Linked DNA regions of Homo sapiens: region 1 is linked to region 2. Evidence: read pairs that join two places in POLR2A ChIA-PET (ENCODE). Cell type or tissue: OCI-LY7. All regions are shown on one strand. Each heading gives the region's core, and the rest is flanking DNA. Links, peaks and the distances in the headings are about the cores only. Region 1 overlaps TBL1XR1 (TBL1X/Y related 1). Region 2 overlaps LOC107986053 (a long non-coding RNA gene).

The links. Peaks named below come from ENCODE experiments on the same cell type or tissue, not always from the same donor. Only the 100,000 strongest peaks of a DNase experiment are listed, where the experiment ranks them.
Region 1: POLR2A ChIA-PET joins it to region 2 with 10 read pairs; 9 of 35 experiments call an interaction of 5 or more read pairs at or near these places.

Annotation. Positions count from the first base shown.
Region 1 is chr3:177,177,673-177,182,065 of GRCh38, forward strand. The region is part of intron 1 of TBL1XR1 (TBL1X/Y related 1); the gene reads right to left. Among named protein-coding and RNA genes, the nearest start is that of TBL1XR1, 18 kb to the right of the region's middle. RefSeq lists a silencer at 3,809-4,103. In OCI-LY7, for the core only: no CTCF peak of the experiment used is centred there; a DNase peak (open chromatin) is centred at 2,149; H3K27ac peaks cover 1,017 bases.
Region 2 is chr3:177,233,011-177,237,403 of GRCh38, forward strand. All of the region lies in intron 2 of LOC107986053 (a long non-coding RNA gene), which reads left to right. Among named protein-coding and RNA genes, the nearest start is that of TBL1XR1, 38 kb to the left of the region's middle. In OCI-LY7, for the core only: no CTCF peak of the experiment used is centred there; no DNase peak of the experiment used is centred there.

The sequences.
Region 1 (4,393 bases), core at 189-4,188, 55 kb before region 2:
ATAAATTATTTCCAGTACTCTAATTATAAGGATGAACCAATTTAAGACTACCAGCTAATCATGAAAACATACCTAAGACAACAATCCACTCAACTATTTATTACGAACCTGCTAGGTCCTGTTCTAGGTAGCTGCAGACAGAATGACACATAAAATAGAGCCCCTCCCTGTTCTCATGCAGTTTAAATTCTGGAGGGACGTTTAAAAAAAAAAACAATGATCAAAGTTACTTCAGAGAGACAAAACTGCAACGTGGAGAATAAGGGTCTGATGGCTGAAAACTGCCGCGGGTGGGCAGTAATTTCAGTGTAACCTCTCTGAGGTGTTGGCATTGGAACTGAGAGGGAATGACATAAAAGAATCAGCTATATAACAATCTCAGGGCAGAGTATGAGGCAAAGAACAAAGTAATTAAGACGCTGAGACAGGAATAAGCTTGTTCAGTGGGTGTGGAGCTGGAATGGCTGGGCACGGTGAACAAGGTGAAACAAGATAAGGTTTGTGAGGTGGCCAGGGGCCAGATCGCACAGCAGAGTTTGGGGAGGAGGGACCCTCATAGGCTAAGATGTTTGAACTTTATACTGAGTGTGATCAAAAACCCTTAAAGGAAGGGGAAAGAGAAGAAAATGACATTTACTGGGCATCTAATATAGTACCAGATTTTAAAAATAAGTATAAATGTTTCTTCTGTGCACTCTATAAAACAATATAAGCATTCCCGGAAAACTTGACTTTACACAGTCACATGCTAAAAGTAACAAGCACTTTATGAGAAAAAAAAAGGAAGACCATCCCTATGCCACTTTGTAACCAAAATATTAACAAAGGCAATGTGAATAAAAATACAAATAAAAATGTTTAATATTAAGTTCCTAATAAAGATACAACTTTCAGGTGAAGGAAGCACACTAAGCAGGTAATTCCAGCACTTTGGGATGCCCAGGCAGGCGGATCACCTGAGGTCAGGAGTTCGAGACCAGCTTGACCAACATGGAGAAGCCCTAATTATACAGGAATCCAGCGATCTATTGGAAAAATAAAGGAGATGGGACCATATTTTAAGACAAGTTGTGGAAAAGGTTCCAGGATCAAACTGGGTAGGGTATAAATATTCTTCACCCATGGAACTGCTGTGGTTTCTTTTCTTTTATAACCTGATTATCAGTCAGGCGCAGTGGTTCACGCCTGTAACCCCAGCACTTTGGGAGGCCGAGGCTGGTGGATCACCTGAGATCAGGAGATCGAGACCATCCTGGCTAACACGGTGAAACCCCGTTCTACTAAAAATACAAAAATTAGCCGGGTGTGGTGGCGGGTGCCTGTAATCCCACCTACTCGGGAGGCGGAGGCAAGAGAATTGCTTGAAGCCGGGAGGTGGCAATTGCAGTGAGCCAAGATCACGCCATTGCACTCCAGCCTGGGCAACAAGAGCGAAACTACGTCTCAAAAAAAAAAAAAAAAAAAAAAAAGATACTTGGGGCTGTGAAGAGATGGGGGAGAATCGCACAACAACCCCCTCCAAAAACTTCAAAGACTAAAAACATGGCCAAACTAGGCCAACAGGAAGAATTCACAAGTGGCCACCATGGCTTGTTTCATTCAGCTCTTAGTGTACTTTGAGCTCGACTATTGTTACCTGATGCAAAACATGAATATGCTGGGGAAAATCACGTATGAACCAGAGCAATCTCCTTGTTGTACTGACATAATTCTCGTATTTACCAATTACATATGAGCCTATTCCGGATACAGACACACGCTGGAGCACAACCAAGTATTCTTTTAACTTACGGTATCTGTTTTATTCTAACTAAATTCTTAAGAGATAAGTCATGGCATTTTGCAAATATGGGAACTGAAGCTCAAGAGAGGCAGGTAAAATGTATCCAAAGTTTCTCCCAGGAGTGAAGCTAAAGGTTGCAGAAGTTATTCCTAAACCCAACCTCAAAGTTGCAACTACTCTTGGGAGGGCTTCAAACCAAGACCTTTAAATTCTACCATGTGCATTCACCATATTTATCAAAGACCATTAGCATGCTGTTATGGTTCCTGTCATTACCAGTTCTCACTTGTAACAAGTCACTTCTATGTTGATTTGTCAGAACAAAGGAGCCAACCAACCGATATATCTACTAGCAAAATACACATGAATCATCTGGAAGAAAACGCAAGAAAGGCAAATGAGGCTAGATAAAATGAGGCAGCTAGATTCACCAGCATATCTGACACAAAAAAGGGAACAAACCAAGTAGAGAAGCAACAAATTAAAAAACATACCCACTACAGGCTGGGTGCAGTCGCTCATGCCTGTAATCCCAGCACTTTGGGAGGCCAAGGCAGGCAATCATGAGGTCAGGAGATCGAGACCATCCTGGCCAACATGGTGAAACCCTATCTCTACTAAAATACAAAAAATTAGCCAGGCATGGTGGCACGTGCCTGTAATCCCAGCTACTTGGGAGGCTGGGGCAGGAGAATTGCCTGAATCCGGGAGGCGTGGGTTGCAGTGAGCTGAGATCGTGTCACTGCACTCCAGCCTGGTGACGGAGCAAGACTCCGTCTCAAAAAAAAAAAAAAAAAAAAAAGCATACCCACTACAAGAAACAGAGCCCAGAGATACAAAAGATTAAAGTACCTACTTTAATCTACAGACAAGTAAACAAAGGGTAAAAAAGGGAAAAGCCCATAAATACGTTCATTCCCCCCCCCCCCATTTAATAGTACCTTGTCTGTTTTAACAACATTCAGAGGAAAACAAAAATGTTACTCATTTAAATATTACTCTCCTTGGAGTTTTTTTAATCTGCTGACGACTTTTTTAAACTTTTATTTTTAAATATTTTTTAGAATATCACTAAAATACTGTTGCAATCATTTTAAGTTCAAAGTTTTAAAACCGAAAATCCTATATTCTCTGACAGTAAATTCTGGTTTCTAGAAAGTAGCTCAAAAACAAATGCGTCATCCTCTACTTTGGAAGGTTCCAAATGATAACAGAATCAAATCTACCAAGACCCCTCATCCCAACCAAATGTCTCTAAATACCAAGATCTCAGATTACCCTGGAATTTTTTTTTTTTTGAGACGGAGATTTGCTCTTGTCACCCAGGCTGGAGTGCAATGACATGATCTCAGCTCCCTGCAACCTCTGCCTCCTGGGTTCAAGGGATTCTCCTGCCTCAGCCTCTGGAGTAGCTACGATTACAGGCCACCACGCCCTGCTAGTTTTTTGTATTTTTAGTAAAGACGGGGGTTTCACCATGTTGGTCAGGCTGGTCTTGAACTCCTGACCTCAGGTGATCCACCCACCTCGGCCTACCACCAAGTACTAGGATTAGAGGCGTGACCCATGGCACTGGACCCCAGACCCGCTATCCTGGATATTTTCATCAGTGAGCTAGAAGTAGAGGATGTTGCCTCAGCTCACTCTGACAACTCGGTGTTGCCATCACCTACTCCCATTTCTTCCAACTCTGAACCTCCTCTATTCTCCAACTCTGTCTTGTCGCAACTCATTGTCATTAAATGAAAATCTGAACTGGCGCAGGTGTAATCTCAGCACTCTGGGAGGCCACGGTGGGTGGATCGCTTGAGGCCAGGTGTTCCAGACCAGCCTGGCCAACACGGTGAAACCCCATCTCTACTAGTAATACAAAAATTAGCCAGGTGTGGTGGCACACGCCTATAATCCCAGCTACTCAGGAGGCTGAGGCATGAGAATCACCTGAACCCGGGAGGTGGAGGTTACAGTAAGCCAAGAGCATGCCACCACACTCCAGCCTGAGTGACAGAGCCAGACTCCGTCTTAAAAAAAAAAAAAAAGAACGCCTCTGCCAGCCTACACTCAACAGTAGAAAACACGGGAAAATACAAGATGTCCCCATGCTAGATTGTGATAGATTCCATGCTAGCAGATCAGGAGAGGAGGAGGTCGGAAGAACCAATCTGGGCCACAGAATCACTTGTGCAACTGGTTTAAAGAGACAAAGGACACAGAGTATACACATCCTTTGACCTCTGAGGGAAAACCACAGTCAAAGAGAAGGGCAGCAGTAGATGTATGGACTGGGTATGCAAGACCATGAATCAGAAAAAAAGCCAGGCAAGAATCATATGCCAGTATCAGGTAAACGTAAGGGTTCAAGTTAGGAAAAAAAAAAAAAAACACACACATGATGAAGGGTCTAAAGAGACTGCAGAATACATAAATATCAGGAAGAAGTGGGCAAGCCCAAATAACACCCCAATTCAGGTTTAACTGCTACGGTCAGGCCAAGGTCTTTGAATCTTTTACCCACATTTTGAGTATATTCCTTGTTTCCCCTAGCAAGTTCTACACTGTTTTCAAGCCAAAAGGATTCTGCAGATGACAAAAACCAAAGAGCAGGGTGCC
Region 2 (4,393 bases), core at 290-4,289:
CGCACCACTGCACTCCAGCCTTATTGACAGAGTGAGACCCTATCTCAAAAAAAAAAAAATTAAAATTAAACCCTAAAAACACCTTAATGTCCTCTGAGTTTCTGCACTATTCCTTCCAATGTCAAATAAAGATAAAGGAGAATGTCAAGGCATACAAATGTATTAATGATAGCTGAGTTCTACTCTGACTTATTTGCTCCTTCTGTATCTTCCCTGGTGAGCAATATCTGGCACATCCTTACACAAAGCCATCTTGCTTCCTAGCCCACTACATTATGCCAGTGTTACTTTTACTGCATTATTGTTATGGTTGATAACACTTTTTTTCTTCTTTTTTTTTTTCTTTTTTTTTTGAGATGGAGTTTCGCTCTTGTTGCCCAGGCTGGAGTGCAATGGTGCAGTCTTGGCTCACCACAACTTCTGCCTCCCAAGTTCAAGCGATTCTCCTGCTTAAACCTCCCGAGTACCTGGGATTACAGGCACGCGCCACTACGCCTGGCTAATTTTTGTATTTTTAGTAGAGACTGGGTTTTGCTGTGTTGGTCAGGCTGGTCTCGAACTCCCAACCTCAGATGATCTGCCTGCCTCGGCCTGTGAAAGTGCTGGGACTACAGGCATGAGTCACCGTGCCCAGCCCCAACAATTTTTGTTGGTAACATTTTGGATCTTTTTTATTTTTTCTTTTTTTTGAGACGAGGTCTTGCTCTGTCGCCCAGACTGCAGTGCAGTGGCGTGATCTCGGCTCACTGCAAGCTCCGCCTCCCGGGTTCACGCCATTCTCCTGCCTCAGCCTCCCGAGTAGCTGGCATCACAGGCGCCCGCCACCGTGCCCGGCCAACATTTTGGATCTTTTAAACCTTAAGTATTTAATGTTTTATAGGTCGATTCTTGTCTTTTTTTCTTTTCTTTTTTTTTTTTTTTTTTTTGAGACAGGATCTCATTCTGTCACCCAGGCTAAAGTGAAGTGGTGCAATCATGGCTCACTGCAGCCTCAATCTCCTGGGCTCAAGCGATCCTTCCACCTTGGCCTCCTGAGTAGCTGGGACTACAGGCGCACACTATCATGCCAGACTAATTTTTATTTTTAAATTTTTGGTAGAGATGAGGTCTCACTGTGTTGCCCAGGCTGGTCTCAAACTCCTGAGCTCAAGTGGTCTGCCTGCCTCAGCCTCCCAAAGTATTGAGATTACAGGCATGAGCCACTGTGTTTGGACTATAGGTTGATTCTAAAAGATGAAAAGTAATAAACAGCACTTAAGTTATCATGACTATGTAAATATTATTCACTGCAGAGATAAACAATGTGATGTATTTCCTGCTCTATTGTTCCAATATGACAACACTGGTAATAGTCAAAGAATGAATACAATGAATTCTCCCTGTTCCAATCTACCAAATGCTCAAAATCATGGCACATTTAAAAATATTAGCATCGCACCTTTTCTCACGGAGTTTTGTTTTTGTTTTTCCTGAAATTTTAATTACATTCCTCTCATTCTTTTTTACTGCTTTGTGTAAGAGTCTATGGCATAGATGCTCTATAATTTAGTTCACACTCCACTATTGTTGAGCATTTAGGCTGGTTTTTCATTTTTTCCTACTATGAATGATGCTTCAATGAATATCCTGCCCGTACATTTTTGTGTACATACAAATTTCTGTAAGATAAAAAGCTAGAGCTGGGTTGAAGAGAATATGCATTTTAAGAACCACTGACAAATAGCCCTCAGAAAGAGGCACTGCCATCTATATTCTCACCATCACTGTAAGGGAAGGTCTATTTTTTTTTTTTTCTTTGAGACAAGAGTCCCGCTCTGTCACCCAGGCTGGAGTACAGTGGCGCGATCTCGGCTCACTGCAACCTCCGCCTCCTGGGTTCAAGCGATTCTCCCTGCCTCAGCCTCCCGAGTAGCTGGGACTATAGGTGTGCGCCACCACTCTGGCTAATTTTTGTATTTTTAGTAGAGACTGGGTTTCACTATGTTGGCCAGGCTGGTCTCGTACTTCTGACCTCGTGATCCACCTGCCTCGGCCTCCCAAAGTGCTGGGATTACAGGTGTGAGCCACCATGCCGGGCCTGGTATAATTCTGTATAGTGTTTCTTAGACTCCTATTAATCATTTTGATTTTTGCCATCTATCTCATCGCTGTTTTAATTTTTTTTTCTTATTACTGAGGTAAAAAATCTCTTTGTAAGCTAATTGGCCTTTGGTATTTCCTCTGCAGAGCATTGATTTTTGGGGTTTTTTTGTTGTTGTTGTTCTTTTCTTTTCTTTTTTTTTTTTTTTTTGAGATGGAGTCTCGCACTGTCGCCCAGGCTGGAGTGCAATGGCGCGATCTTGGCTCACTGAAACCTCTGCCTCCTGGATTCAAGCGATTCTCCTGCCTCAGCCTCCCAAATAGCTGGGATTACAGGCACCCACAACTACGCCCGGCTAATTTTTGCATTTCTAGTAGAGATGGGGTTTCACCATGTTGGCCAGGCTGGTCTCAAACTCACAACCTCAAGTGATCCGCCCGCCTCAACCTCCCAAAATGTTGGGATTACAGGCGTGAGCCACCATGCCCTGCCTTTTTTGGTCTTTTTTAATGTTTAGGGTTCCTTATGTATTGTGAACATTAATTCTTTTTTGTGTTGAACAAGTTGTAAATATATTCTCCCAGTATATCAATTGTCTTTCAACTTCGTGGTGTCTTCTGTCAAAGAGAAGCTTTAATATTCATATAGTGAAAAAATCACTCTTTTAGGCCAGGCACAGTGGCTCACGCCTGTAATCCCAGCACTTGCGGAGGCCGAGGCAGGCGGATCATGAGGTCAGGAGTTCAAGACCAGCCTGACCAACATGGTGAAACCCTGTCTCTACTAAAAATAGAAAAATTAGCTGGGCATGGTGGCCTGCACCTGTAATCCCAGCTACTGTGGAGGCTGAGGCGGGAGAATTACTTGAACCCGGGAGGTGGAGCTTGCAGTGAGCCAAGATGGCGCCACTGCATCCAGCCTGGGCAACAGAGTGAGACTCCATCTCAAAAAAAAAAAAAAATCACTCTTTTTTTCCCTATAGGTTTTATACTTTGTGTTGCTTAAGATGGGCTTCCCTAGCCTAAGGTTAATAATCATGCTTTTCTCTGTGTTAGAAAATACCTTTATAGGTTTCTTTTTATATTTGGCTCTTTACCCCATCTAAAATGTTTTGTTTGTACATGATGAGGTAATTTTCTTCATTCTGTATGTGTGTATGACAAACTACAAATTCTCCAGCTCATGAGCAGAAAGGTGGTATGGTAACAACTTTTCCCTGCAATTCTTTTTTTTTTTCCTTTTTTGAGACAGAGTCTCACTCTGTCGTTCAGGCTGGAGTGCAGTGGCATGATCTCGGCTCACTGTAACCTCTACCTCCTGGGTTCAAGCGATTCTCCTGACTCAGCCTTCCAAATAGCTGGAATTACAAGCACACGCCACTAATGCCTGGCTAATTTTTGTATTTTTAGTCGAGATGGGGTTTCACCATGTTGGCCAAGCTGGTCTTGAACTCCTGACCTCAAGCGATCTACCCATCTTGGCCTCCTGAAGTGCTGGGATTCCAGGCGTGAGCCACTGCACCCAGCTTTCCCTGCACATTTTAAATTATCCCTCCCTCTCCTCTCTCTTTGTCTCCTACACTGAAGGCAACACTGGTCAATGTGTGACACACTTCAATAGGCCTTTCTAATGTTATGAATAATCCCAGCACCTACGAAATATCCATTTCTCTCTTTCTGTAGAAGCCACCATTAGGGCTTACCCATGTCTAGTTCTCCTCTCATCCTAGGGCACATGGAAGACTGCACTTCTCAGATCCCATGCTTAGTTAGTTGTGACTAATTCTGGCCAGTAACTTCTGAGAGGAAACAGTGCATCATTGACATATCATTTCAGGCTGAGGAGTGGAGCCCCACCTGATCTTACAGTTTCTTTTCTGAACTCTTGCCTTGGGACAATGGCGCCTGTGTATCAAGACACTGTAAGGAGGGCAGGTGACCTGCTGACCTGCTCAGATGACTTGGTGTAAGTGAGAAATAAACTCTTTTGTGCTAAGCCACCAACATATTTTGCTTGTTTGTTACCATATCAGAAGGCAAATGAGTAAAGTATGACACTATTTCCCAGTCAACCTTGATTCTGCTATTTTATTTTTTGGTCGACAGTTTACAAACTTTAATCCTTTATCATTTGAAACAAGTCATTAGCAAAGTATCTTGCAACTGATCTGAGAAATACCAATATCATTTATCCATTATTTAGCGATGTTAATTGTGCATAAACCCAGAACCAGGCTCTGTGAATAAGACGTGAGTACGAGAGACCTGGCCTGTCTCCTCATGGAACTTGGCAGGGATCTCACAGAGAAGGCTG